Regions from separate parts of the Homo sapiens genome. Here all the other regions are linked to region 3. The links are chromatin loops, found by intact Hi-C in ENCODE. Cell type or tissue: heart left ventricle. All regions are shown on one strand. Links, peaks and the distances in the headings refer to the core of each region. The heading gives the core; the rest is flanking DNA.

Evidence for each region. A loop is a pair of places that touch in the nucleus more often than their neighbours do. Peaks named below come from ENCODE experiments on the same cell type or tissue, not always from the same donor. Only the 100,000 strongest peaks of a DNase experiment are listed, where the experiment ranks them.
Region 1: a loop joins it to region 3, with 2.1 times the contacts of the local background. A loop is called at or near these places in 4 of 110 quality-filtered maps.
Region 2: a loop joins it to region 3, with 3 times the contacts of the local background. A loop is called at or near these places in 10 of 110 quality-filtered maps.
Region 4: it touches region 3 in a loop (2.3-fold over the local background); 9 of 110 quality-filtered maps call a loop at or near these places.

Annotation. Positions count from the first base shown.
Region 1 is chr13:78,101,965-78,109,550 of GRCh38, forward strand. The region is part of intron 1 of OBI1-AS1 (OBI1 antisense RNA 1); the gene reads left to right. Among named protein-coding and RNA genes, the nearest start is that of OBI1-AS1, 51 kb to the left of the region's middle. RefSeq lists an enhancer at 1-1,091. In heart left ventricle, for the core only: no CTCF peak of the experiment used is centred there; no DNase peak of the experiment used is centred there.
Region 2 is chr13:78,118,910-78,126,495 of GRCh38, forward strand. All of the region lies in intron 1 of OBI1-AS1 (OBI1 antisense RNA 1), which reads left to right. Among named protein-coding and RNA genes, the nearest start is that of OBI1-AS1, 68 kb to the left of the region's middle. In heart left ventricle, for the core only: a CTCF peak has its summit at 2,772 (motif pointing left); no DNase peak of the experiment used is centred there; H3K4me3 peaks cover 550 bases; H3K27me3 peaks cover 316 bases.
Region 3 is chr13:77,915,263-77,922,848 of GRCh38, forward strand. It overlaps EDNRB (endothelin receptor type B), which reads right to left and starts at 3,569. Exons shown (of 7, transcript NM_001122659.3): 1 at 2,829-3,569. The coding sequence starts at 3,311. RefSeq lists promoters at 3,498-4,570, 3,560-3,674 and a cis regulatory region at 3,926-3,935. In heart left ventricle, for the core only: CTCF peaks have their summits at 3,574 and 3,813; DNase peaks (open chromatin) are centred at 3,579, 3,849 and 4,279; H3K4me3 peaks cover 3,560 bases; H3K27ac peaks cover 3,706 bases.
Region 4 is chr13:77,988,323-77,995,908 of GRCh38, forward strand. LINC01069 (long intergenic non-protein coding RNA 1069) reads right to left here and starts at 6,451. Exons shown (of 3, transcript NR_108076.1): 1 at 6,293-6,451; 2 at 1,050-1,286. In heart left ventricle, for the core only: no CTCF peak of the experiment used is centred there; no DNase peak of the experiment used is centred there.

The sequences.
Region 1 (7,586 bases), core at 1,040-6,039, 190 kb after region 3:
GCTCCGCTTCCCGGGTTCACGCCATTCTCCTGCCTCAGCCTCCCCAGTAGCTGGGACTACAGGCGCCCGCCACCGCGCCCGGCTAATTTTTTGTATTTTTAGTAGAGACGGGGTTTCACCTTGTTAGCCAGGATGGTCTCGATCTCCTGACCTCATGATCCACCCGCCTCGGCCTCCCAAAGTGGCCCTAGGACTGTTTCTACTAACGACTCAGTCCAACCTGGAATGGGGTGAATTCTGCACCCTCACTGGGGACTCTGGGATTGCTGGAGTGGTCTCAACATGATAATATCTTGGTCAATAGAAGCTTGTTCCATTGCCAGTGCTTTATGCAAGATGAACCAGCACTAGCAGCCAAAGAAAGTAAAGATTGAGCAACAGCCCCTTTCCTTTTCTGTCCCAACTTCCCTTCAGAGCAGCTGCATCCAAGTCCCAGCAGATGTTAGTGTATGTGGGATGACCTTGCAGATGGCTGCATCAGGGCAAATTTCTGAGTTCATGAGTTTCTCTCTCTGTCCCTTCCCTCTCCATCCCTGGTAGCTGACGGTGCTGGAGAGAAAGAGAAGTTTTCAGTGGTAAGGGCAAAACAAGAAACAAGTCATGAGTTTGCTATTTTTGGATGAGTTATTGCTGCATCACACATTGTTCTTAGTAGTCTCAGTATGACACAGCAATTTTTCATCACTTAAATGCAGTTTTAGAATTTTTAATAACACTTTAAATTGCTAATCATAAGACTGAAACTTGATGTCTTCTAATCCGGCAAAATACATTAGTCACTTACCAGCTCTGTAGTAGCTTTTTAAAAAATTCAGGATCTTGGTCATGAGGGCTTAGGATCCAAATCAATTGCTATATAAATCCTTTTGGAAATGTATTCAGTGCTATAACTACACGTGCACTACCATATTCTAGTATTGTCTTTTTAGTTCCAAAATTTAGTTGTTATAGAAATCAAAGATAGTTGTTCCCAGAGTGTCCAAACCATCTAGGCCAACTGTAATTGAAGAAAGACAATATTGTTTGCAGTCTCAGTATGAATGTGGATTCCTTCTCAAATAATCATTTGCGCTTACCTCTTGGGCTTTGTCTGAAGAAAATAAAAGCAATATCACAAAGTATGCTGTACAAACATGTGCATCTCAACATTGTTTAAAATAGGACTCATTGGAAAAAATCTAAGTACCCTACAATGTAATACTGGTTAAAAGAATTAGATTCATAAAATGGGATGCACGGGACCAATTTGAAACAATATTTACTGATATGAAATCATACTTTAAAAGCACCTTAAAGGAAGAGAATAATAGCAAACCAAAACTATATAATTAATTTGTCAAAATAACATATACATACATAGAAAGTTTATTAACATATAATTATATATTCATTAAAAGTCATCTATATTATCATAGAAAAATACTATCTCTACCTTAACAATAATGATTACTTCATGGTAGAATTACAGACTTTTTTTTCTTACATGTGGCATGTGTGTGTGTTTATGGATATGTATTGCTTGTGTCATAATAATAGAGTTATATTAAAATATTATAGATTTTAGGGTAAAAGGGCAGAATAAAGCCAGAGTACAGAAGTCCTCTCACCCAGTAGGTAATACAGTGAATCAAATATTATATAAATAAGTGAAAGTGTTACAAAGTTCACCCAACAACAAAACAAGAAAAGAGGAGGAACCACATGTCACCAAGTTCAAAATGTGGTGATCGAGGCAAACTGTCTGGCATGGAGCTGAATATGGAGACTCCTATCTTTACTCCCATATTACAGTAGCAGAATTGGAGAGATAAAATGCTCAGTGTTCTTATTTAAAATTGTACCTACCACCACCAGGTTAGAAAGGAGCATGCAAGCTGAAGCTGAGAGGATAAGAGAGTTCTTCCAGGATGAGTCAAGGAAAAATCCAGTAGAGAAAAGGCCACACCAACAGAGGCAATAGAAATGGACCAGAGAAAATCCTCTGGAGAGGACTGACATTTTCCAGGACTTCCTGATGAATTTCAGAAAAAATTCAAAGTCCCAGTAGATTCTCTTTTAGGACTAAAATTCTTTCCCAAATAAGTGAAGTGACCTCCTCTGAGGGACGCACATAGACTCTAATGAGCTCTTCCCCACTTCCATTTTCCTCCTACAGACACTTAACCACTGCCATCAGGTTACAGAAAAGTGGATGAAACAGCTAATTTGAGCCTTCAAGGGGGCCAAGTGGCTGAAAGAAATAGATTTGCATGAGTTACTCATCTCAACCAGAAAGAAAATGCAAAGAATTGGCGTGGAAATTGTGACAATATACCACATTTAAAAAATAAAAATCCCTTAAGACTAGTTCTGGAAGGAAACATACCACAAGGAACAAATGAAATTTCCTTTCAAATTCAGCCCACAATAAAAGAGTTTAGTTATTATTATAAGTTGACTAATACAAGAAATCATTGGTGAATTAAGAATGCAAATAACATTATTACAGAAACAGTATCTTAAAAATAACACCCAGGGACAGAATAAATGGTTGAATATCAAATTACTTTTCCAGAGAGACTTGAGATAATTAGAGGAATTGCTAAGAAAAAGTCAATAAAAATTATGGAGATAATAATAAAATTTGATTTCAAAGATAGTCCAAAATAAATCAATAAAAATGTAATTGGACATTTAAAAATAATTAAAAGGGTATAACTGGATAGTTTGTAAAACGAAGGATAAATGCTTGAGGCAATGGATACCCCATTCACCCTGAGGTGATTTTACACATTATATGACTATATCAAGGTATCTCATGTAGCTCATAAATACATACACCTATGTCTCCACAAAAATTAAAAATTAAACAAAAATGAAAACCAGTGTCCATGAAACAGGAAATTCAGTAAGTAAAACAGAAAAAGTATTGAAAGGAATAATGGAATAACACTTTTTTCTGAAACATATATTGACATCTAGAGTTTTTAATGAAGGGTAGTGTGTTTAAGGAAACACATTATCATCATCATCATCAAGCAACCAACACTGAAAAATAGCACGTTTAACTTGTTGAACTTCAAGAATAGAGGAGTAAATTTTCAGGTAACAGAAAAGAAAGCCACGTCTAAGGTGTAAAAACAAAATATGTTGGGGTTTGGTTTCTTAATGCTAACATTAAATGCCAGAAAACAATGGAAAATTCTACCCCTTGGTCTCTGGCCATGAACCTCCCACAGAAAAATGATGATATTTGTTATAACATTTACATTTGGTGCAGCATTTATGGCATGTATATAGCAATAGCACCAACACAAATATGCCTAACATTTGGAGAAGCCAGTACGGGGATAGATTTAAAGAAACAACTGATTTGTCCTGTAAACCCATTATGCACTTTTTTATATCCTTGTGTTAATTTTATTATTCTTTCCCCCCTTGACCTACTGTTATTTGTGTCTTATGATAAGCTTGTGAAGAACTGTTTAACACAGAATTCAGAGGATGATTAGCCAGATCCAGTTCTTCCTCAGGCTAGTAGTTATTGTGCATAAAATAAAAATGGTAATACATAAGCTGTATGTCCTGAAGGAGCTTTAAGTCAATCTCCCAATACATTTTATAATCAATATTAGTATTGTCATAAGTCTTATTACTTAGTGTAATTGAATCTTACCAACAATGCCAGTATTACACAATATTATAGTATGAACATGGTATAATTCAGTTTCATTACAGAATACACAACAAAGTAGTAAGAATTACAGAGGTATTTGCTTTGCCTTCCCAACAGAATCTACAACTGAGGACAAAGCCAATCATCTCATCTCACCTTACAGGCTCAAATCTAGACTGGTTTCCATTGTGTGTTGTTATTATGTAACAGGGCTCTCTTCCCTCCAATGGGGAAGTCATGAGTAGTATTTAGCAAACTATTCTGGGGGCCAGAACTGTCACAAGACATCAGTGTAAATCAAAAGTGCCTCCAAAGAATTTTACATGTTTGGGGAGTCATAAGATTCCCATAGGTGTGCCCCTTGAGCTTCAGGAGCTAGAATAGAGGGCCACTGACTTATGCCCACTTCAGCTTCCATGTGTATTAAAATAATTGAGGCCCTATTGGGTCCAGGCACAAATCCTTTCCCAGTACTGGGTTTTAGCAGTACCCTACGTTATTTATTGAGTCTTCGTGACCCACTTTGCTAAAGCCTCATTATATTTCCAGGGCTAACTCCCATCATTTGCCCTCCTCGTGGAAGAGAACCCTCTCTATTCTAGTTTTCCTCTGACTGCCACTCCTCATTAAAAGCAAACACAGCTTGTCTCAGGATAACTAGACTGACACTTATCACACCAGTGCAGTTAGGATACATGTCTTACACCCCCAGATGTTGGGTCTTCTGTACTAGAGTTAGATGAGAGGTAGTCACTCCTTGATGTACTTTGGTTTGAGTGTGCCATGAGGCCTCCCACAGCGTTTCTTGTCTCTGGGTGGGACTGTTCCCTAAGGGATCCACCAGGTGATGCTCACTGCTTTAATCCCATCAGGGACCCATTGTATTTCTCTATTTTACTTGGTAGTTTTACATCTACAAAACAAGGATGATGTACATTTGTGCATAGCACACAGTGACATGTTGGGCTGGCTGCTGTTACGATTTGCCCATTTTAATCAGATACATTTCTAGGCATTTGGTTACACAGCGATCAGTCTGTTGGGAGCTACAACATCACAGAGTTTGAAGTCCCAGTAGGAAGAAGTTCTCAGAAATTCCCTCCCAAATAATGTCTACCTTTTGAGGTACAGGTAGCCTGAGAAGTAGGAGTCCAAGGCATTGGCATATTATTAAAGTTTCATTTAGTTATTAACAGCTTGTCCAGTTTCCCATCATATCGTATGACCAGAATGTCTCTTAGTGATGTCAGTCAGGTTTGTAGACTGCTGTTCAACCTTGCCAGTTTCCAAAAACTAGGCCTTGGCAAACATATAGCTTCATTTTCTTGGACATCTGGTATAATTGTGCTGAAATACAATATTATTCTCTTGCTCTGAGCTTCATAATGTTGGATTTCTCTGGTTGCATAACCCAATTATTTATTCTTTTACTCCAAACTACTATTTCTCCCTCTCCTCATGTGTTATTTATTTTTATCCACACTTTTTCTAATATCCTTGGGAGAGGACATTAGGTTTGGCCACTATGCTGGCCCAGATTGCTAGTAGCAGTACCAGTGTAGCAAGGGCTTCTCCATCAGTCTACCCCCAACCATATGGGGCAGGGTTACATAGGTATGGAATTAGTGAGATATACCTGACCACTTGGCATCACAGTAACATTCACTGTTAACCCCAACTTTGCCAGATGGGGTGAAGGCACAATCTACTCTATTAGGCCCTTAGGAATTTTGACACAATGGTCTAAAGGTATATTACAGCTTCTTGCTTAAAATGCAACCCTGCTTCTGGCACCCACAGTTGCATTCCTGTCCCTGGGATGACTGATACCAAATTTTGAAGAAGAAATGTGACTTAAAATAGTGTAAGTAGATAACTTGTCAACTGAAATATAAAGGCAATTGTCAGACAATTTCAACATACAAATAAAAGGAAGAAAAGAATATCTATAATTTTTCTCCAAAAATACTTGATGACAAAGAGCAGCCAACAGAAATATAAGTGGAAAAGATTCAAGGAAAGGAGCACACAGTACTAAGAGACAATGGAGAGCCATGTCTGCAAAATTCTCTGGGAAAGGAAGTTATACTAAAAAACAAATGGTTCTTTGATATATCGTCAAAGCTAGACATTTACAAGAAACATTACCTTGCTGCATGAGATGGGTGTGAGCCTTTCTAAAAAAAAAAAAAAAGGAAAAAAAGAACACAACTGATGATGGAATCAAGCCCACCAAGAAGTAAATATCTTTAAAAAATCAGGGATGGAGAGGCTGATGCTGATGTAAAAGGAGTGGTGGTGATAATTGAGAACATTTAAGTATAGAATAAAGATTAATGGTGGGAAATATATTAACGAGATAGAATGTAAGTGTTATGAACCTTGACACATTTTAAAGCAACAGTATAGCTGACAAAATCTTGAAGAATGGAGGCTCAAATAAATGGGGAGCCAACATACCATAGCACATTTGTTACAGTATGGACTCTGGATCCAGACCACCTCTCTTTGATTCTCTACTCTGTCATTTTTTTTTTAACTTTTATTTTAAGTTCAGGGGTACATATGCAGGTTTGTTACATAGGTAAACTTGTGTCATGGGAGTTTGTTGTACAGATTATTTCATCACCCAGTTATTAAGCCTAGTAACCATTAGTTATTTTTCCTAATCCTCTCCCTCCTCCCAACCTCCACCCTCCAAAAATCTCCAGTGTGTGTTGTTCCCCTCTATGTGTCCATGTGTTCTCATCATTTAGCTCCCATATATAAGTGAGAAAATGTGGTATTTGGTTTTCTGTTCCTGCGTCAGTTTCCTCAGGATAATGGCTGTTTTCTAGCTTTGAATTTGTCAGAAAGTCAGTTAATCTTTCTGTACCTCAGTTTCATATTTTTCCCAAGACTGGAGAAAATCTTGCCCAAAAAGATCATGGTGATGATCTTCAAAATTTTGTCATTCTTTGACTCATTCTCTGACCTACCTTCTCAACCACTACACTTGGATATCAAGAATTCAGATAACACTCAACATGTTCACTAGCAACCTCTAGAATTTACCCCTCAAACCTAATCCTCTGCATATCTGTAAATGTAGGCCAAATTTTTTTGTAATTATGCTTGGCCTTTTTGTCTTTCTCAAACATCTCACATCTAATCCATCAGCAAATTCTGTCAGCTCTACTTTCAAAACACATCTAAAACCCAACTGCTTCTCACCATCTTAACTGCTAGCACCCAAGTCCCAGTCTCCCTCACCTTTCCCATGTGAGTGTGGTAGCCCTAACTGGTCTCCACACTTCCTCACTTGCTTCCATTTTAGTCTAGTCTCAATCCATTAGTTAAAATGCTTACTATAAAAAGTCAGGTAATTTCATTCTGTTGCGCTAAATGGCTTCCCATCTCACTCAGAATAAAATCCAAAGTCAATACTACAGCCACGATACCTCCATAATTGTTCTGACTCACCTGCCCTCTGTCTGTTCTGCTTATTGCTCTCTAGCCACACTGGCCTTTTTCTGATTCTGAAACATGTTGAAGCGTTTCCACTAGCTGCTCCACCAGCCTGAAATGATCTTCCAGATATCTAAATAGCATCATGATCACATTTCATTCACATGTCTGCTCAGATTACATTTACTCAGAAAGGTTTTTTTTTAATTTTTAATTTTTGTGAGTATATAATAGGTACATACTCACAAAAGTAGGTATATACTTATGGGGTACAAGAGATATTTTGATACAGGCATACATTGTGTAATAGTCATATCAGGGTAAACGGGGTATAATCTCCTCTAGCATTTATTCTTTCTTTGTGTTAAAAACAATCCAATGGCAATCCTTTAGTTACTTTAAAATGTTAAATAAATTAATTTGACTGTAATCATCCTGCTGCGCTATGAAATACTAAATCTTACTAATCCTAACTATATTTTTG
Region 2 (7,586 bases), core at 795-5,794, 200 kb after region 3:
CACACCAGCCTGAGAAGGATAGCACGACTTTTCTGATCTCCACAACACAGGGAAGACCTCAGGGGTTCCTTTGGCTCCATATGAAGGAGAACAGAGTTCACAGGTGATTCCAAGTTAACCAAGTGGCCATCACACAACACAAACAGTGCTTACCAGGAGGGAAGGGCAGAAGGAAGCATTCTGCTTTCCGAGATGGTCAAGAAACAGTGAGCTGTATGCCATCTCAGAAAAACCACAAATCTAGTTTTTCTAGACACAATCTAGTTTGAGACGGCATGTCAGCAGAGACCACCAGCATCAATGGAACCAGACCAAATCAGAGAATACCAGAGATGCTGCTACACCACTGATGTGGGTGGTTATAACTGAAGATTCCTTCAGCATTGCTTCTTGCTTGGTGAAAAAAAATATATATTTCTTCCTCCTCTTGTCACCCTTCTCCTTTTCCGCCCTCTCTGCTTTCTACCCTCTGCCTCTTCCTTTCTCTCTCTCCTTTCCCTACTCTCCCTCCTCTTCCATCACTATTACTACCATTCTTCTTCCTCTTCTCCTCCTTCTCTCCCTCTTCCTTCTCCTGTACTCTCCTCCCTCCTTGTCCTCCTCCTCTCTACCTTCTTCTCCTCCTCCTTTCTTCTTCTCATCTTTAATTCAAATATATTAGAAAGAGAGAATGTCAAAGAATGATGTATAAAGAGTTGAGTAAAAGTTTATTTGCGAATGTGTGTTGGGGCTAAGGAGCAAGACTTGGCAGGGAAGAAGGTGGTAAGAAGGCAGAATAGACACTGCTGACACTGCAGCAAGTCTTATAGTGGATGACTGTCAAGCCAATCCAAATATTTTAGACTCCAGCTGTATGAACAGATGTTCCCAAATTGGTGAACTGTTTACATTTAACAGAGGACATTTAATCTTTCAAGAGACTCTGATCTAAGGTTGTCTTCTTTTAAAAGTTAATATGTCTGTCATAAGACTTTATTCCTAGTAGCAAATATTTAAAGCAACACTTTTTAAAGAAAGTAGAAACTGGTATGATGGTGTGTGCTTGCAGTGCCGGCTACTCAGGAGCCTGATGAGGGAGGGTCACTTGAGCACAGGATTTTGAGTCTACCCTGGGTAACACAGTGATACCTCATCTCTTAAACAAACAGAAAAACAAAAAACGAAAGTAAGAAAGTTGTGGAAAATTGCAATTTAAAATTATAATTTCTTAGTAAACATATTAGAGACTGAAGTTATTTTGATAATATTTTTTTCCAAAATCATACATGATAGATGTGTCAGTCAGTTTCACACTGCTATAAAGAACTTCCTGAGACTGGGTAATTTAAAAAGAAAAGAAGTTTAATTGACTCACAGTTCCACATGGCTAGGGAGGCCTCAGGAAATTCACAATCATGGCAGAAGAGGAAGCAGGCACATCTTACATGGCAACAGGCAAGAGAGAGCCTGTGAAGGAGGAACTGTCAAACACTTATAAAACCATCAGATCTTGTCAGAACTCACTCACTATCGTGAGAACAACATAGGGGAAACCATCCCCATGGTTCAATCACCTCCCACCAGGTCCCTCCCTTGACATGTGGGGATTATGGGGATTACAATATGAGATGAGATTTGGGTGGGGACACAGAGCCAAACCATAGCAATAGGATATGGAGTTATATAGTAGACTTAATTTTTTAAAGTAAGTTTTTAAAATTCTGAATAATGCAGTGTAACTTTTTGTAACTCTAGCATAAAGATACCTCTGTATGTATTTATGCAACAAATTAGATAATCTCATAATTCACTGAGCGTAAAAGATGAACAATATGCCACATTCTAGATCGTCTATATAGCCACGGCTATATAGACAAAAGCAGATAGAAGGTTTAGAAAAACGTTTGGATCAAAATGCCAAAGACTTAACTAAGTACCATATTATATGAGAATCAAAGGAAGAGATAGTTTTGTGATCTGAATTATTTGGATTGATTGCACAAAGTGACAACCAGAAAAAAAGAACAGAAAAACAATAAAATTATTCTTAGATGAAAATTTTATTAGCTTCTCTTTCCTCTACTCTAGTGTAATATTTTCTTCATTTTACACACACTTTAAAATTCATCTAAGAAGAAAATATAAGATTTACATATAATTCAGATACTTTTTCTTATGAGCTAGAGAGGCCAAAGAAACAAACCAACAAACCAAAAAACAATCCCTTCCATTAAACCCCTGAGTAAAAGTCAGGAAGTTGATCATATGCGATGATGTGACACCTCTTAATCACGGAGAAAGGACATTGATGAATAATCAGCAGGATAGCAAAGGTGTAGTGCAGTCACTGATAGGACATCAGCAGTTACTCCTGGGAAAGTGTAAGAAATTTTAAGGAACAGCAGAAAAGAATGAAGGACTCAGCTCCCTAACAGAATCAGAGAATTCATAGGCTCAGATAAAGGTGACTCGTTTCTGTATTTCTATGTCAGAAATATACAGGAGCTCATCCCCCCAAAAGTGAAGCAGTCTATAGTCACAAATTTTATTTTGGAAAAATGAAACAAAACCAGAGAAAAACTTAGAGCATCTTTACACAAGCTTTTTTTTTTCAAGTGCTTTTTGTTATTCTAATGGATCCTATATTCAAAACATTCCAAGATAATCAGTGTCTCTCTGCAGGAAACCCTGCTGATTTTAGGGAAATGATTAATAATCGGTCACTTTCTCTGCCCCTTTCAGCTTCTCTTAAGTTTAGTGAGGAAGCTTAAAGAATTCTTACACCTCCCCCTGCTGGCAGCAAACAAGAAGTGCAGGTTTGGTACGTAAAACACGTTCACACTGAAAATAATGGCTAAGATCAACTTTTGATTCTAAAAACAAGATTCTTTCCATCTGTAATCCGTGAAAAAGTTTGAAACATGAATTTAAAACATGAAAAGTAATAATAAAGTTTTGGGAAGTACTGCTTTTCAGAAGTCAAACAATGAGTATTATGTTAAAATATTTAATTCAACAGCATTCCTTCAAAAATTTATATTTCTGAAATCTGACTCCAGAAATGACTTTGTTGTGACCTTTACGTCTTTTCAACTGTGTCTCTACTTGCTGCCATTCTCTCTATAGATCCCATTATTATCCGTCGCGGAGACAGGAGGTTCGTCAATCACTTAATCTGCTCCCCTGCACTTTCCAACTCCCTTGCTGTTCTTGCTTCTGGGCGGTACTGATGGGTCACTTACGGGTCCACACACGGAGGACCCAGCCCATGATCCCCATCTGCCTCTGCTGCGGCAGGTACTGCAGATGTTCCAGAGAGTGGAGTGTCCATCAACCTAGATGCTTGAGAGCCTATGTTGAGCAGGGGCCTCTGTGTGTTCCTCCCCTCATTGACCTACAGCTGAATTTGAGTGAGAACTACCTGTTAGGTGTTAAGCAATTGAGAGTTCATTTGTCCTGAAAATAACAACGTAGCTGATGACTTTAGAATGTAAACCAAAACATATCTGATACAAGTCTAAATCAATTTACAAAGTTTATTTTGCCAAGGTTAAGGAGGCACACCCCTGACACAGTTTCAGAAGGTCCTCACAACATGTGCCCAAGGGGTTCAGGGCACGGCTTGCTTTCATACATTTTAGGGAGACGTGAGACATCAATCTATATGTCTAAGATGTACGTTGGTTTGGTCTGGAAAGACAGGGCAACTCGAAGTGGGGCAGGGGCTTCCAGGTCATAGGTAAATAACAGACAAATGGTTACATTCTTGTAAGTTTCTGATTAGCCTGTCACTGAATATACGATTTACAGGAATAGTCACTTATGCCTTAGTCTGGCTTAGTGAAACAATAGGGCAAAGGAAGCAATCAGATATGCATTTGTCTCACGTGAGCAGAAAGATGACTGAGTTCTGTCTGTCCTTTATCCACAAGGAGTTTCTTTGCAGACAAAGTGGGAGAGAGGTATTTATCTTTTTAATCTTTGTAGCTGTTTTATTTAGGAGTAGAATGGGAGGCAGATTTGTCTGCAGTACTTAGCTTGACTTTTCCCTTTGTTAGTGATATGGGGGTTGCAAGATTTATTTTCCTTTCACAGGTATATTTGCACCTTTCACAAGAACATTAAGAACAATCCTGAGCATTCTTCATGTCTCGTTTGATCCTTACCACTGCCCTCTGCAGTACTTTATATAGATGTTATTAGCCACATTTTGTATGTGACAAAACTCTGGCAAAGGTAGATTAGATGCATTGTTCCAGGTCACACGGGCAAGAAGTGATGGAACCAGGAATCAACTCAGATTCCAAATTTCCTCAATTTTTATTTCGACTTTACATTGTCTCATAAAACAAAATTCACAATTATGTAAGATTAATTACATCAAGTTGAACATCATCACTTTGTTTAAAAAGTTATAGGGGCAAATACATTTAACACACAAAAAATTATTAAGTCTACTTTGTTGAAAGCACTACTGTAAGCATTGCAAGATATACAAACAAGTATGAGATGTAGTCCTTATCTTCACAGAAATTACACTCATGCTTGGAAGCCCAGTCAAAGAAACATGGAAAGCTCAAGAGCAATATAGAAAACTTTACAAATAGTCCCTGACTAGTTGTCAAGTTAGCTTTTCACACATTAGGTGATCAGTAAATGTTTGCTGGGGAGAAGGCAGAGGACAGATCACGAAAGAAGGGTGGAGAAGAATGGTGAAGAAGGTGAGTGATGGGATTATAGTGCAGCTTCCCATCCTATAAGAGAGTCAGGCAAGGCTCCATGGAGCAGGTGTGGTTTAGCATAAACTTAATGGATGGGTAGGGTTGTATTCAATTGTATTGAATGATGGGCAGGTTTTATCATTGCCACCAAATTATGAAGGGCCCTGTGATGGTTAATTTTATGTGTCAACTTGGTTGGGCCATGAAATGCCCAGATTATATGTGACTTTGGGGGTGTATCTGTGAGGGTGCTTGTGAGATTAACATTTGAATAAGTGGCCTCGGTAGGTTGCCACCCCCAATGTGGGTGGGAATCATCAACCCCTTAAGAGCCCGAATATAAGAAAAGGTGGAGAAAGGAAGAATTCATCCCTTTTGTTCTGCCTCACTACTTGAGTAGGACATCCCATCTCCTCTTCTACCCTTGAACCGGTATTTACACCATTCATTCTCAGACTAAAACTGAATTACACCATTGGCTTTCCTGGGTCCCCAGCTTGCAGAATGCAGATTGTGGCAATTCTTAGCCTCCATATGACATGAGCCAATGCCTCATAATAAATCTCCTTTTTATATACAGATAGATAGATGATAGATAGAGGGTAGATAAATATAGGGACATAAATATACACATAGATATAGGTATATATCTCTGATTTGTTTGGTTTCTCTGGAGAATCCTGACTAATGTAGTTCCTATTAAAGAATTTGCATTTATCTTATAGGCAGAAAGACATCCTTAATGTTTGTAGAATATTGCACTGTCAGTAAAATATCTTAGATAGTGCATAAAGGAGGTATAGGCAGAGACCAGCAAGAGAGATCATTAATATACACACAGTTATACATACTTACATTATGTTATCTATAACCATGTCTCTTTATGATGTCTACAGATATGACTTTTCAAATTTTGTCTGAATCAACTATTCACCTGTACAAAAAATGACATCTGTTAACAGTTTTATTCTAGTCAGTTAATTTCCATATTCTTTAAAACAAATGAAGTACAGTAGATGAAGTATATTGAACATTATTTTTATTGGAGGAATACATACTTATGGGTTTGTCTTAGTCTATTCAGGCTGCTTTAACAGAACACTATAAATTGGGTGGCTTATAAGCAACAGGAATTTATTTTTCACAGTTGTGAAGGCTGGCAGTCCAAGATCAAGGCACCAGCAAATTCATTGTCCCATGATTTTGAGGAGGTCCCACTCCTCATAGATGGTGCCTTCTTGCTGTGTCCTCACTTGGCAGAAGAGAAAAATGGCCCCCTTGAAGCAGCATTGTTGTCTGGGGTTAATATCCGGGATTCATCATCTCGCACCAAGAAGATTTAGGACAGGGACACACATGAAGAGTGGGCTTAGGAGCGGTGGTGTAATAGGCAAAAGAAAGACAAAGGAGAGTAGCTCTCTCATGAGAGAGAAAGAAACGGGGGGAAGGGGGGAGAGAGAGAGAGAGAGAGAGATCTGAAAGGGAAAAACTGGCATGCAGCAGACTGCTCCAGGTTATTATTATTATTATTATTATTATTATTATTTTGAGACAGTTTCATTCTTGTTGCCCAGGCTCGAGTGCAGTGGTGCGATCTCGGCTCACCACAACCTCCACCTCAAGTGATTCTCCTGCCTCAGCCTCCCAAGTAGCTGGGATTACACGCGCACACCACCATGCTCAGCTAATTTTTTTGTATTTTTATAGAGACGGGGGGTTCACCATATTGACCAGGCTGGTCTCGAACTCCTGGCCTCAAGTGATCTGCCTGCCTCGGCCTCCCAAAGTGCTGGGATTGCAGGCATGAGTCACCACACTGGCCTGTGCCAGATTTTATAGGCAGGCTTGAGGAGGCGGTGTCTGATTTATGTGGGATGCACAGATTGGTTCTATCAGGTGTGACATTTACCTGGTGCAGCAGGAAAGGCTGTATGGCCCCACCCTAATCTTATGCAAATAGGCTTTCTACTTGGCCATCTTGTCTGCTCCTTACTGTACATGTGGTTGGCAAAGTGAAGAGAAGATGGAGCCGCCATTTTGAACATGCCTATTCCTGGGTAGCCTTTTCCTATTGGCGCAACTGTCAGCATTCACCTGTGCAAGCTTCTAGCTTGCTTGTTTATGTCTGCAGCTCAATTTTACAGGCTACTCTGCATTAGAAAAGCAAATTATTTGGGGGCTGCTTTTCATTAAAAGGGAAACCTTTCCAAGGACTTCCTTACCCTCACTATCTGCCTAAATAATTTATTTTTAACTCCTATATCACCCTCAAGCTCCTTTATAAGAGCACTAATCCCATTCATGAGGGTGGAGCCCTCATAACCTAACCAACTCCTAAAGGTTTCACCTCTTAATAACATCACTATGGGGGTTAGGTTTCCACATAGGAGTTTTGGCAAGATGCAAACTCTCTGACCTTACCAAGGTTATATCAAACACAGCAAAAGAACATCTAATGGCCACCTCTGGTTCTATTCCTCAAAGGTAAGCTCCTTTAACTGTCTCTTTTAGTTTGGGGTGATAATTACCTTCACAACTCTGAACGATATACTTGTACCTCTATTTCTTGACTAAAAAAATACTAAAATACATCTTGTCTTCATAATTCGGTACATGAGGATTTATCTCATACTATTCTACCTTCTCTCAATTAGATATTTTAATATCATTACTTTAAAGGTTTTAAAACTACTTTTTAAACTATCGATAGCATTCTTCTTAACCTCCTCCCGTTTTTTTTTCCATCAACTTCTGCCAATACTTCTTGACTCTCTCTTTGTGAGATGAAGAAATGAGTGCTTCTGCCCTTTCCTCCATAGGTTCTCTTCCTCCTGAAAGTCCAACGTGTTTACTTTGATCTTGTGAAGATTACTAACATTTACCTCT
Region 3 (7,586 bases), core at 1,600-6,599:
TACACACTACAGACCAGCTGAAGGGGGTTTCAAGAGACCGAAATCCTGACTCAAATTAATTTCTGAAAATGTTTACCAAGTATTCTACTGTGGGATAGCATATTATTTGCCATAATTCCACCAAATGCTCCCAAATGAGATCCTAAAACAATACTCAAGGTTGGAGATGACCATGCAGTGCCTGAGCATGCTTTGTGCAGTGGGATGGGGTGGACCACAGGGTCTTGGGCTGGATGATCTGCTTTCAAGCCCCAGTTTCATTACTTTGTAGTGGTATGACATTAGGCAAGTTACTTCTTCACCTCTCTGACAAGTAGTTTGCCTAGATCTAAAGCAGGAATGATAACGATACCTCCTCTACAGGGTTGTTATAGTGACTTAATGAAATAAACCAAGTGCCTAGTGCATCATTAACTGGTAGCCATTATTATGATATTGTGTCTCAAGCTAAACCTAAGGCCACAAGGTAGGATTCAATAATGATGACCTTAGTGATGGGACGTAATGTGATGAATGTGTTTGTGACCCATGTAGATTAATGGATGGACAGATTTATAATGACTCATTGGCTTATTTCAGAAGTAAAAACACAGTCATGTTAAGACTGGATGGCTTCAGGGAAAAGGATGTAACTTCCTAGGGAAATCATATGGGAGTTTGAAATGAAAGGGAAACTGTATGACCTCTTGGGGAGTCAGAAATTCTCTAGTTTATTACAAATACTCATTTAACCAGACAGAGGAAATAAGATGGTTCTGGAAGAGCTGATTTATATCTGTCCTGGAGGCAGCACACCAGAACTAAAAAAATGTTCTCAATCCCACCTTCTACACAGCACTTCAGCTACTGTCTGATTTAGAAAGGTTTCTAACTGGGCTGGACATGTGGGGTTTCCTGACCCCCTAAACAGAACTTTCATAAAATCCTGTGCCAACCTAGCAAAACTAGATTTTAATCTCCCTTTGGGAAGAGATCTTGTTAGATTTATTTTAAATTTATCACAACACCTTGTACTGAAAAGTTCTCAATTCGGTTTTGATGAATTGAATTGAAATTCCTTTGCCAAATTAGAATGGGAAGATTTAGTTTGTGGGACGCCTTAAGAAGTAAAAGGGTCACTTCTGGCCCTCATGGAGTTGTGGCTGCATTTAGAGATTCAATTTCAGCTCTTACCAAGTAAATCCTCACAGTTCATCAGAATCAATTGCCATACAGGATTTTAGGATTTCTTCAATCGATTCCCCCATTTCCGGGGGTGATTCCCTTTAGAGAAAACTATATCCTAATCCACTCTCACCGCTAAACCTCAGAAATGTTCGGAATTCCCCTTAAAATATAGCTATTGGGTTAGGATTTTTAGAGATTTATGAAGGGAAATTTACAGGCATGCCTTATGGTAACTACTCCTGCCAATAGGTCAAAGCATTCCCTACAACATTTCCCAACTTTACATTCCATTTTTTTCCCCTTGTACTGAAGTACTGAAGTCAGGGCTAGCTATAGGCAAATCTGCAAAGCACAATTCCATTTCCTTACACTGTGATTGTGTTTTTATGTGCAACTTTCTATTGCTGCTGCTGCTGCTGCTGCTGGGAAAGTTTTAAATATTTTCATATGTCTTTGAAATTTTCCAACTGTTTTATTTAGACTGCTTTTTTTTTTTTAACACCATAAAGCCTCAGTAAGTGGGCACTGGCAGCCTTATTGTGGAATTGAGGAAACTGAGGCCCAGAGGTGCTGGGATGTGTCTGGAGTTCCAAAGCAACCTGGAGCAACCTGGCTCTTTGTGTGTTTCTACTGACGCCCATGGTAATCACACAATAATGTTAACTACCGAAACCCTTACAGATTTTGAGTGCTCCTTGGTCTTGTCCATGAAATAATTGATGGGGTGCCATCATATAGCTTGCACTTTGGAACCTGACAGATTGGGTCTGATCCCCAGCTCCACCTCTAATTCATTTACTTTGATCATCCTACCAGTCATCTGTAAACTAATTGTAATATCTACTTGTGGGCTGCTGGAAGGAATAATGGAAGTAACACATCTCACCCAGTCCTTGGCCCACTGTAGATATTTAATACAAAGTAGCTACAGTCCGTCACAGCAGGTGAACTGTGTTTTTCCTACTCACCAGTCTGGATCTCTTTTTTCCAGGCCATTTATTTCCTAAATACCTACTTTGTACCTGCTACTTTCAAAGTCTTCCAAAACAGTCCTTCCCAAAGTTAGTGGGCATATCAATCACATGAAGATCTTAAGATGCAGATTCTAACTTAGTAAGTCTGAGGTAGCCTTGCATTCCTAACAAACTCTCAGGTAATATTGATGCTGACTGTCCATGGACCACACACTTTTGACTAGAGGATGTACCCCATTAGGTGCACTTAGGGACTAGATCCTTCAGGACTAGTGGTTCTCAAACTTTACAGTTCATCATAATCACATAAAGGGCTTGTTAAAATACAAATTACTGTGCTCCACTCCAGAGTTTCTGATTCAGTAGGTCTGGGGTGAGGCCAGAAAAATCTTCATGTGCACCAAGTTCCCAAAGTGATACTAACATTGCTAGACTGGGGACTACGCTTGTCCTAAGCTTAGCAGAGGTCTACTGAAGACCTGAATGGAATTTTATTCCAATGGTTACTGACTTTTATGAGTGGACAGAACCAAATGGAATTTGGTTCCAAAGATTACTGACTTTTAGGAGGGGCAGAACCTTAAGAGGGAGCTAAAGGGAAGCTCCCTCTACAAGCTTTCTCATCTCCCCGTCTCCAACCAGGCCCCCTTCCTCAAGCCCACCATGATTTCAGCAGGCGCCCTTTACCTTGTAGACATTGATAGGGATGTCAATGACGATGTGCAGCAGGTCTCCCAGAGCCAAGCTGGCGATCAAGATATTGGGACCGTTTCGCATGCACTTGTTCTTGTAGATAATTCTCAGAAGTGTGGAGTTCCCGATGATCCCCAGCACGAACACAAGGCAGGACACAACCGTGTTGATGTATTTGAAAGTCTCCTTGATCTCGATGGGTCCTTGGCACGGGGGAGGGGAGATGGTGCGTGGCGGAGATCCTGCCGTCCTGTCTCCTTTAGGCACCTCCGCAGGTGCCAACGACCGCGCCAGACTGGCGTTGGAACCCTTGGGCCATAAGGTCTTAGTGGGTGGCGTCATTATCTCTGCGGTTTGCAAAAGCGGAGTGGCCCTGTCAGGCGGGAAGCCTCTCTCCTCTCCCCAGATCCGCGACAGGCCGCAGGCAAGAACCAGCGCAACCAGGGCGCGTCCGCACAGACTTGGAGGCGGCTGCATGCTGCTACCTGCTCCAGAAGGCGTCCGGTGGCCGCTCCGCAGTTTCAGAGCCTAGAGACAAGCAGAGGAAGGAAGACAGGACACTTGGGTCAGCTGCCCGAGCCAAGTCGCTGCAAACGCTAATACCGCCCGCAGCCTCTTCGCCAGTATCCACGCTCAAAAGTAACTCAAGTTTGCGCGCCAGTGGGAAACTTGGCGCTCATGACTCGCCAGCGCGGGTCGAAACTCCTTCCTGATGCCCTCTCAGCTGTTTTTCTTCCCCCGCGTGGCCAGGAGGGGTAAATAATATGCAGTGGGGCGGGGCGTTCTGGAAGGGGTGTGCCAGGGAGGGAATGATGGGGGTCCCAGGCAAAGCTCCGAACTCTTTCACGTAACGGGAGGAATACAGACACGTCTTAGTTAAGCGTGCGTGGGAACCGCGGAATTAAGGCACCTAGAGGCCAAGGGCTTGTGTCAAGCTCTGCATTTTGCCCCGCAGGGGAACCTCTATACCCCGCGATTGAACTCGAAAGACTCCTCCCGGCGGATGAAAGCCGCTACTCCCTGGCTGGCTGAGCTACAGCTCCCGCAGCGCGCCCAGGAGTGCGCCGGAGATTCGGAAACCCGCAGAGACTTCTCAAGTCAGCAGGAACTTGGAAACCGCTGTTCCCTCCAAACGGCTTCAAACACTCGCGCTCCTTCCTTTACCCAACCTAATTTTAATTTGCCCTCTCTATAGGCTTAATTTTTATTTTTTTAAAATCCCAAACTAGTAAGCCAAACCGAAGCCCCAGAATAAGGTTCAATCAATGATTTTAATTCAACACCAAGCCCGAATGTTTACCTCTCGGATCTGACAAACCAGATGCAGAGCGACGAATGGAGACCACCTTCCCGGGAGGCGGAACCCAGCTGGGTTCCAGCCTGCTCTGGGAGAGGAGCACGCCTCCCTTGAGCTGCAGGCGGGTCCGGCTCTGACGAAACGCTGCGAGAATGCCAGACAGTGTAGCCTCCACCGTTTGCTCGGGGTCTCTGCTGCCATCAGACAAGTACTTTTATTCATTCATCCCTTCCCATCAATCACCGCCAGACTCCTCCCGCGCCTTCCGACCCCGCTGCAACCTTTCCCCTTGGGCGATGCCTGGACAGCATCAGTAGTAGTTGCCCGAGGGAGGGGGGCAGTCCTCGTCCGGGGACAGGTCCCAAAAGGCTGTTTATTTGTTAGAGTTCTACGCTCTTCAAATGAACCCAAATCAAGGGCAAGTTATCACGCACCATGTGACACCCGGCAGCTCCAGACTAGAACAAGGCTCTGCACTGAACGTGATAATTGAACTTTTAATGCCAAGTGTCACTTTTCTTTCAGGTAAATGTTCCGCCGCTGTGATATTTAAGGTTGGTTTGTGGGCGCTGCTCTTTGCTCTGCTTCATTTTGCCCTGAAGTTTCATTTCAAGCCAACATTAACCCCAACACGGAACAGCTCGATCTTTTCTTCCCAGGCCCTCTCACTGCCCCGAGAGAGGATTACAAGTACTCCTCATTTTCCCCAGTACAGCTCTTCTCCTCTCTTCCTGCCACAGTATCGGTGTTAGGCAATCTCAGGCATTTTTATACTGTACCTATGACAGACTTGATGCTTATCGGAGACATGAAAATAATCAGAAAGCTGCCATGCAAATTCAACATGATATTTATTTACCAGGTAGAGCAATACAATAAGGTCTTTCTATCCATTCTTGAGCTCCATGTTTACCGCAGAGAGGAAAATAACAGCGACTGGTAGTTTTGCCCAGAGATTGTATAAAAGAGGTCAGGAAGTCAGGCTTGGAGATGCACTGGAGAGTACTGTGCCGTCCTCCAATCAGCAAAATCCCTACTGGATCTGTGGAACTTCAAACCCAGAAGCACCCATTCCATGTAGCAGTTTCACCCAGAGACAGGAGGCTCGTTTTTTGCTTCATGTTAGTTAATGGAATAGATGGGACAAGAACCTTGGATTTTTGGCTCTTAGGCAATGCTTTCTGGGACAGTGGAAGTAGAAAATCAATTTCTATTTAAAAAGGTGAACTTTAAGTGTGAAATGTGGTTAGGAACATGGTTACGGAGTAAGGCTAAAGGAATGAGAAATATGGTCTAGGGTTGTGAGTGCTAATTCCAAATCTGGCTATTTTGAATTGCAGTCCTTATCCTCCCTGTCTCGTAAGAACGAGGTCAACATTCAATTGCTGAGCCAAGTAACAATATACAATGTTGTCTGAATAAGGAATTATATGGAAGCTTTGGAATATGAATATTTTGCTTAGTTGACTCCACCCAGTGTTGGATCTGCCCTTCCTATACAAGCTTTGTTGGGTTCATGCCTATGGCTCCTGTGGGGTGACTTTTCTCTCTCCCCACTGGCCTTCTCATCATCTCCATCTCCATTCAAATTTCCTCCACTGAGTCCTGGAAGTCTGCTCTAATCCTCACTGAGGTCTATCTCTTTACTTTTCTTGGAGCACTTTTGGACTGTTAACCACAACTTAGCAAGCACTTGATCACATAAGAGACATCTATGGGTCACTATTGATTTCGTGTGACTTAATTTCTTTTACAGGACAGGGACTTGAATGAGTTATATGTTCTTTCTGCACCATCCCACTACCTGCCACAAAATGAGCTTAAGAAATATTTTTTATAAATTGATAATGATATTTTAAAGTATTCAGTTATACTTTATTAACTGGTCATTGGGCTCAAGAATAAGGCCAAACAATTTTAAGGTAAATATACACATTCCTCATTTGGAATTTAAAACACAGTATCAGCTACTCCTTACAGGGTCTACCACCTGCATTAGACACCTTTTCACAGTACCTCATTGATTCTCTGATGTTTGTCTTCCAGCTCTGTATTATTTTCTATGATGTTATAGGCAGTGAAACTGAGTCTCAGTAATTCACTTAAGGTCATGTGGCTAGTTAGTTGTGGGACCAGGATTTGGAGCTAGGATTTGAATGCATGTCTAAATGGTTACACAGACTATGCTTTTTATTATTGTAATTGCAGAAAGCCTAAGCAAATTTTTTTCTTATTTTGGGGAAACAGTGTTCTAGACATCAGTAATATGCAATTGAAGTTTAACCTTAAATATTTCACCTTAACATGTAAAGACAACCATGTGAAATGTAAAGAATTGTTCATTGATCTTCATGAATGACTGGGTGTCAGTTTCCCCTTTTGTAAAATGGAAGAAAAGGATTAAAGTTACTTCTTGCTCCAATAAATCAGTCCGACTGACAAACTGCCTCTGTAGGAGTGTCTTAAAGTGCAGAAAAGTGGAAACAGATTCTAGGCCAATATTTTTTTTTAATGTTACTTTCATTACTCATGCCTTGAGCAGTACTGCTATGGATATAGTTTTTTTTTCATCTTATTACTTAAAATCTGTTATCGATAAATTTTATTTATGAATTCACTAGCAACTAACTACTATGTAAATTTCACTTCTATATATGAGCAAAAAGTTGTATCAAATTTTAAGAATTCCTACCTGCAAACTTGTGAACTAATTTTGCATTTATGAGAGGATTTTTTTTTTTTGGCTAGGTAAATGTGGAGTCTTTTACAAAGTTGCTTATTTTAAACGTTTATGAAGTGTCTAGGAAATCTATCAAAATTCCAGATTGGCTAAGATCACTTCTCAAAGTTAGAAAGTTGAAGATAGACAATGTCCCAGTATTTCCTTTAAATGCTTTATCTAGAAGTTCCTGAAGACAGGGTTTAATGCAATTCGGAATTCATTTCTCAAAGAGGTTTGCCATGGGGAGCATTCCCAAAATAAACCTTTTCGCCTGGTGACAGAACAAAGAAAAGCCCTTTTAGCCACACAAAAAAGTTAGTACTTTCATGTAATCCTCTTGAAATGAATGTGCCCTCAAAACCTATGTTGAACTCTCTAAATCATGAATGCTGAGAGACAAGGTGTGCGAAAAACACAGAAAGAGTTGGTTCAACTGGTTCTCCACATATTCCTCTGGGACCAGATTCAATGATCAAATAGTGGTTGAAGTAAGAGAATAAAAAAGTTTTAAAGTGACTGCAAAAGTCAATAGCAAACAGCATGAGAATTTCTATTTCTTGAGTTTTCTTTTCTATTAAGTGACTGTAGCTATCTGGATCCATGATAAAGAATCTTTTTTAATTAAGTATAATGTATGTACAGTGAAATGGACAGGGCTTAACTGCAGCTTGAAGAGTTTTGCCAAATGTTTGCAATCCTGTGACCCATACCTAAGGGGCTCTTTGAAAATTCA
Region 4 (7,586 bases), core at 1,170-6,169, 73 kb after region 3:
TGCCCAATAGAAGCTACCAAAACTTTAATAGTTGCTAACTCCCACTTTTTCATTATACTCTTGCTAAGTTGAAAAGTCCTCTCCTCTTAGAAACAGAAATGACTGTGCTATATATTGGAATTTCCAAAAGCCACCAGACACCAATGATACACCACAGATGGGTGTCCCTGAGAGTAGAATTAGAACTACTCCCCTCAATGTGGCTGCTGTGTCATCACTAGTGTACTGCAACCCCTGCCAAGGCAGGACAGGGGGACGATGAATGCCAGCTGGATTCCAGTCCACTCCCCAGACTGAATGATAAGGCTCTACCACCGGGAATGGATCATGTCTGTTCAAAGCCACAATGGACAGTGTCCTCTTCTGTCATTGCAGCTACACCATCCAAACTCCCCAGATCCCTAAGGAAACTCAGAAGAACATGAGCAGAACATCACAACAATGGGTGCACACAACTCTGATAAAACATGTACATTTAAGGGTCTCTATTCTCTCTAATAGGTTAATTCAGGTGACATGATAACAAAACTGCCATCTACAGTTTGGGACAGGTAGGGATGAAAGAGGATAGTGGAATGGGATCTTTTCAAATTTATCCAGTGGGGTAAATGGAGGATCATTTGTTTCACGGTAGCAACATGAAGTAACTATAGAAGATTATTTTCAGAGAAAAACAAAACAAAACAAAAGCCACTACTAGTCTGCCTATTATGCCTGAAATGTCATTGTCTATCTATATACTTGCAAAGGCTATTATCTGCTGAATTTAAGCAGTAAAAACATCAGAAAAACTAAATAATGGTCTATGTATTGGAAATATTTGTAACAGTTTCTTACATTCATAACATTAGAGCACAAACATATTCCCCTCTCCTTTTCTTTTTCTCTTTTGAATTTTCAGTAGAAGGGAACGACAATAATAGGTATAACTTTTATTGGATTATACTTTAATTTAGATCACTGAATTATGTATACCTATAGCACCCAAAATGCTACTAAAGTCAAGACTCTACATTTAAATAATAAATAAGTAATCCGGTTTTACTCACATCCATCTTCCATGATGGTCCAACTAGACACTCCCCATTGTGACTGTTGATGGAAAATTCTTCCATGTTTGGAGAAACCACAGTTACTGATTAGTTTTAGCTGTAAGAGCTCTTTCCTCCTTCTCATCAAGCCTAGGCAAGGTTCCACAAACAATATTTTTTCCCGTTTGTCTCCACTCAGAAGTTCTTAATCTCTTCAGGGAACAGGGAAAATGCAGGAGTCCCCTTTGTACATCACTTGAAATAAATAAAAAAATTATCCAAAACTCATATCATTACAGGAGTGACTGTTACAAAGAGAAAGAAGCAAATTATGGTGACTAGAAATGACAAGAGCTTGGATTTTTCTTATTTTTCAGCATGAAATTCTGAGCTTACAACCTGCAAAATCCTATTATAAAAGTAAGATAACTGCCATATAAAAACTGAAAATCATGCAAATATTTATGTGTGATCCCACTAGTTCACTCCATAATTTTTTGGAGTGTAAAAAACATTTATGATTTTAAAAATCACATCCAATAAAAAAAAAACAGAGTCATAAAATAAAAGAAGAGGAACACAGGCTCTGCACTGCACTGAAACATTTTGAAATATAAAATGAACAACCAATGCTTTACAGCAAAAATATGATCTCATCAACAAGGTAGGAAAATGAGCAATTGCCTTTTAAAAGGCCATAGGTTACTAGCACAGTGGTTGTGAGAATAGATGTTTGAGCCTAACCGTTTGGTTTAAAAATCTGACTTTTCCACAGAGTTCTTAATGTAATATTGGTCAGGTTGCTTCATTTTCCTTATCTGTTAAATGGTGATACTCATGGTACCTACTTTATCTTGTTATTATGACACTTTGAGGAGTTAATAATGGGAAGTACATAGAAAAGAGCATAGAATAATGGTGTTTGGTAAGATTAAGTTATTGTTACTATTCTTCAATTTCTAATATTTCAAAAGAAATACAGACCTGCACTGAAGAATAATTGACTTCCTCATGCTTCAAAGCTTCATTAAATAATAACAAATAGTTGATTCCTTTTTCAGTTGGGAAAGCAAATTCAGTCAGTCTCTTAGAATATTACTATAAATTGTTTCTGAATTAAAACTCATCCCAAACAAATGAGGAGATACTTTTCTGTGATTTATGCTATAGTTTGGAAAAAGGATACTGTTGTGCCAGGAGTTGAAAACTGTACTGAGAAAGTCTATTCATGCTGACTGCAAATATTACCAGTGGGAGGAAAATCGAGTGTGTCCAATTTCATCACTGATAAATCTAGAATGATAACAGATCTGCGTTGAGGGCAAGGTCTAGGAATGCTCTTCTTATACACAGAATGTTTTTGCTTAATTTCATGCTCTACAGTTTAAAGGTCATTTCTTATAAAATTATAATAACTGATGAGGCAGCCAGTGTCCCGCCCTAGAGATTTCTATCTTATTTTATAAGATAAAACTAAGGTTTCCTTTCAAGTTAAATAAGGATTATAATCTTCTTTGTGCAAGGGGAAAAAAAAGAGTATTCTTACTAGATCACCTTGGTAAGATTTGTGATTGTTTATCCTACAAAATATTTAAGTTTTGAAATTATTTCCTTTTTCCTCCAGGAGAGTATAAAGTTTTCCCTTGTGATTATTTGTTTTTCTTCAAAGCATATTAGCCCATATTTATCACAGCCATGGTCTCCATGTCAACGAGAGAAGATGCCATGTATCTCTTAATTTAGCAGCACTTTTTGTTCGGGTTTCCAGATAAAGCACAATACAAGTTTTAAATATAAAGAGAACAGGCTGTTTCTCACAAAGCACACTGGTGTTCATAGGATGCGAAACTGGGCCCCCGTGGTGTTTGATAAGAAAGGAGTTCCTAGCATAAAGATATTTTTAGCACATCTAATAAAACATCAGTTCCATCTGCATTTCCTTAACATGTTGTGCTAAATTCTCCCTCCAACATTCCAGGATTAGTTTGTTACCCAAAGTGACAGGGAAAAGTCACTTTAGATTTTTCTGTCACCATAGGAAAAAATGAAAAGCTGTTATTATATTAACATATGTTTCTCTTTCTTTATCAAATACACAACAGCATTTGGGTCTCTACTAAAAATTATCATACACTTTAAATGATGAACTGAGCCTCTTGAACCTTTTTATTTATTTTGGGACTATAACATCAATATGTTTAAATCAAATATTTATTTCTGTGTCTGTTTCAGACATGACTCCTAATAACTGAAAAAATAGAAGTTTATGTTTACTTCTCTACATCTCTTTCCCTAAACAATTAACTAACAATTAGCTGTTGACTTCTTCATTCACTGAGATCTTAGTTAAAAGAGTATATATGTGTGTGTGTGTGTGTATGTATGTATGTATACACGTACACACATATATATACTATTATATACTATATATAATAGTGTATATATATATACACACACATACATGCACAGAGAGAGAACAATAAAACATAATGAAAAGTGATATTTCAAAAGATCTGTTAAGTGAAATCTTAGTCAAAATATAAGCTAGTTGCCAATATATAGAAAGGTTTATTATGCTATAATTGGTTTTGTACATGATTTGTAATATCTCTCCCTCTTCCATGCATGTAATTTTGATTTAATACCAGGTTGATAATTACCTGGCCAAAATTAGATTTCTTATTCATGTAAAGGTAGATATCAAATTTACATATCAGTAATGCAAATGGGAAAAAATTATTTGGGGTAATTTATTTTGATTGGAACTATTTGTATCACTGCTCAATAAATCTATTATTTGATTTTATTTCTAAGGCATTATTAAAGAGATTTGTCAGAAAAAATACATTTATATATGTGTTTATATATGTATACACATATACACATATAATAAAATAGAAGTTGGAGATATATATGCATGTGTATATGATTGTTTGTGTGGTGGTACATAGGACTACATTACAGAATGTTTTTCTAAAGTTAGGAATTTAAAGGGTGAATATCATACTAGGCCACATCTTTTGAGCTGTAAAAAAAAAATCACTAAATTTTACAGATTTGAGGTTTTAAGCTTAAAATTTTAGTTGCATTTTTAAAAACTTGAAAGCAGTTGACAAACTGGTTTCAAAAAGAAGAATTAATATTGCAAACATGAAATTACTCATAAAGCTAAATCTAGACAAGATAGAAATAAATTTTTGAACATTTAAAATCCAAGTTTATTTTTAAAGCACATATGTTTTACATTAGAAGGTGTAGCCGTACCAATCATCTCTTCCTCTAAAATATTCAGAGTACATTTTTAGAACATTGTAGCAACACTTAAATGCCAGTGGTTCATTATTTTAAAAGTGTTGCCCCTTTTAACAAATGCATGATTAATATTGAAGTATAGCTTTTATTCTCTTTTTAAGGCTTCAGACATAAAGTCTATTTTATGGTTTATAAACTAATGGGAGACATAGTGACTTCTTTCATTGCTAGGAAGATTTTAAATGTTCTTTTTGGGAGGCATAGGGATTAATTTTTTTTTTCCTGCTTGAGAAATGTTACCTTCTGAGAAAAAAGCAAGGCACTTTTTCTACTGTTGTGATTCCTTAAAATAGTTTTCTTCCCTTTTGTTTTGTTTATAATACCCTTCCCAACTCCCTTGGTCATCTGAGCATGGCTGATCACTTCACGTCTCTTTTTTTGATTCATGAATACAGAATTCTAACTTTATATTAAAATGAAGAACATATTTAGTTCTCAAGAATAAGCTCATCCTGGGAATATATTGCATGTTGGCAGATGTATTAAACCAGAAAAAGAACATAGGAGGGATGTGGCCCTCCTTGTGAGCAACACTCTCATGGTTGAGTCCTTACCGAGGGTTAGGAAAACATCCTGGTATATACATTTGAAGCTTATTGGTTTCCTGAGCTAAGATTAGGGATTAGGACAAGAGGTGTGGCTGGAATCTCTTCCTGAAGATTGTGATTCTGGGACTCGGAGGAGTCAAGACCAAGGTTCCCACAGCAGAGCCAGAAAAATAAATAAATAATTAGGCCTACACCTCTGACATTTGACCACCCCCTTGGGTATTGTGTCTTGGTCCTAATATATTTTGTTTTCCTAGTTTAGGCTGGAACTGTGTAGAGCATTGAGCAAATACTTTGTTCTTACCAAATACATATATATTTTTGGACTGTACAAATACTAAATAAGAATAACCATATACTTTTTTTTTGAGATGGAATTTCACTCTTGTTGCCCAGGCTGGAGTGCAATGGTACAATCTCGGCTCATCGCAACCTCCACCTCCCGAGTTCAAGCAATTCTCCTGCCTCAGCCTCCCGAGTAAGTGGGATTACAGGCATGCGCCACTATGCCTAGCTAATTTTGTATTTTTAGCAGAGACAGAGTTTCTCCGTGTTGGTCAGGCTGGTCTCAAACTCCCGACCTCAGGGCATCCACCTGCCTCGGCTTCCCAAGGTGCTGGGATTACAGGAGTGAGCCACCGCGCCTGGCATGTAGTCCACCAAGGAGGTGTTGAGCCTCTCTCTTGCTAGACAACCTATCAGGCAATATTTTCTTATAAATTACTTCAATAATGATTACTCTTGAATCATTAACTTTGTACATTTTTTCCAGATGAGGATTTGTGCTAAAGCTTCATTTAACTATTTTGGGGAGCTTGTTACCACAAAAGAGTCAGGACAGGCTCAAAATCAGCCAGAAGTTTACCTATTCAATTCAACAAAACAAAACAGGTACCTATGATATGCTAGGCTGGATAGCAGCTGCTGGAAGGTTTAGAAATGTATTGCCGTCTCTTATTTCTTTCTGTCTTGGATTTCGACTTATTTCAAAAATAAAAATAGCCACACTGTTGAAGACAATATGACGGAGACTTTGGAATCAGACAGATCTGTCCCAAGTCTGTGACTACCAGTCATGCAACCTCAGACCATCATCCAGTCAGAGCCTGGGCTCCTGTAAATGAGTGTGGTCACCACTCACTCACATGCTGCAGGGTTGGACACATGCCAACATACAGTAGGGGACATGGGCTAAACATCCGAAAAATGGAAAATGCTCTTATTCTCAAGGCCAGGCCAATGTCTACATTCCAAAATAGTAGCATTTTAACCTATCTATACATTTTGAATTGTGAAAGAATTCATTGCTTCTTAAAAATATAGTTGACATTCTAAGCAGAGCTGAGTGTTGACTAAAATAAACTGGGCTAGTAGTTATCATAGAAATGTTGATAAGATTACCTGGTATTCATTATACTTAAAAGCAAGACTGGTCCTAGGTAGAAGTGACAAGCTACTTCAGTCTGTTTTTCCCACCTTCGTACCTCCCATTCATCTTCCTTTCATAATTCACACACTAACTGCCCAGAAGCTTCTTTCTCTGCCTTGACATTGTTAGGTGGCCTATTTCAGTAAAAAGCAGTCTCTCTGAAGTGTTGGCTGGTACTATTTAAAACTCTGTTAGCTCACTTGATGCTCTGCATTTTAATAGGGGTCTCTTGAACACACAGGAGTTTTATGTATTTTTGTTTTTTTCTGGTTTTTTTTTGTTTTGTTTTTTTGTTTTTTTTGTTTTTTTTTGAGACGGAGTCTCACTCTGTCACCCAGGCTGGAGTGCAGTGGTGCAGTCTCGGCTCACTGCGACCTCTGCCTCCTGGGTTCAAGCGATTCTCCTGCCTTAGCCTCCCAAGTAGCTGGGATTACAGGCATCTGCCACCATGCCTGGCTAATTTTGTATTTCGGGTAGAGACGGGGTTTCACCATGTTGGCCAGGCTGGTCTTGAACTCCTGAACTCAGGTGATCTGCCCACCTTGGCCCCCCAAAGTGCTGGGATTACAAGCGTGAGCCAACACACCCAGGCACACAGGAGTTTTAAACCCAGGAGAATTGTGCTGTCATGTTAGGCAGACTGTCTTCTCTGTAGCTACTCTCTCTCTCTCAGAAAGCTCATCGATTCTTATGACATTAACTTTCATTTTTATTTTTATTATCCTTAAAAATATAGGTCAAAGCTATCTGTCTCTTTCTCCCAAGTTTTGGTACTGCAATTTCTTAATGGACATTTCAGTTCAACAGATATTTGTGAGGCATCTCTTATTACATGTGAGACGAGGATCAATACTTTACATGTATTTAAAATAGACACCAAGTTTATGTACCTGTGAAGAAATATTTTTGTTCTCTTTTCCATAATCAATTTGTACTATGATTTGTCACCAAGTCCTATCAATTCTTCTTTTAAAGAATTGCCATCACCTTACACTTAGAAGATACATTAACTAGTTATCTTAAAAACAAGGATTATAAGTCATTCTACTATAAAGACACATGCACACACACATCTTTATTGCAGCACTATTCACTATAGCAAAGACATGGAACCAACCCAAATGCTCATCAATGATAGACTGGATAAACAAAATGTGGCACATATACACCATGGAATACTATGCAGCCATAAAAAAGAATGACTTCATGTCTTTTGCAGGGACGTGGATGAAGCTGGAAACCATCACTCTCAGCAAACTAACACAG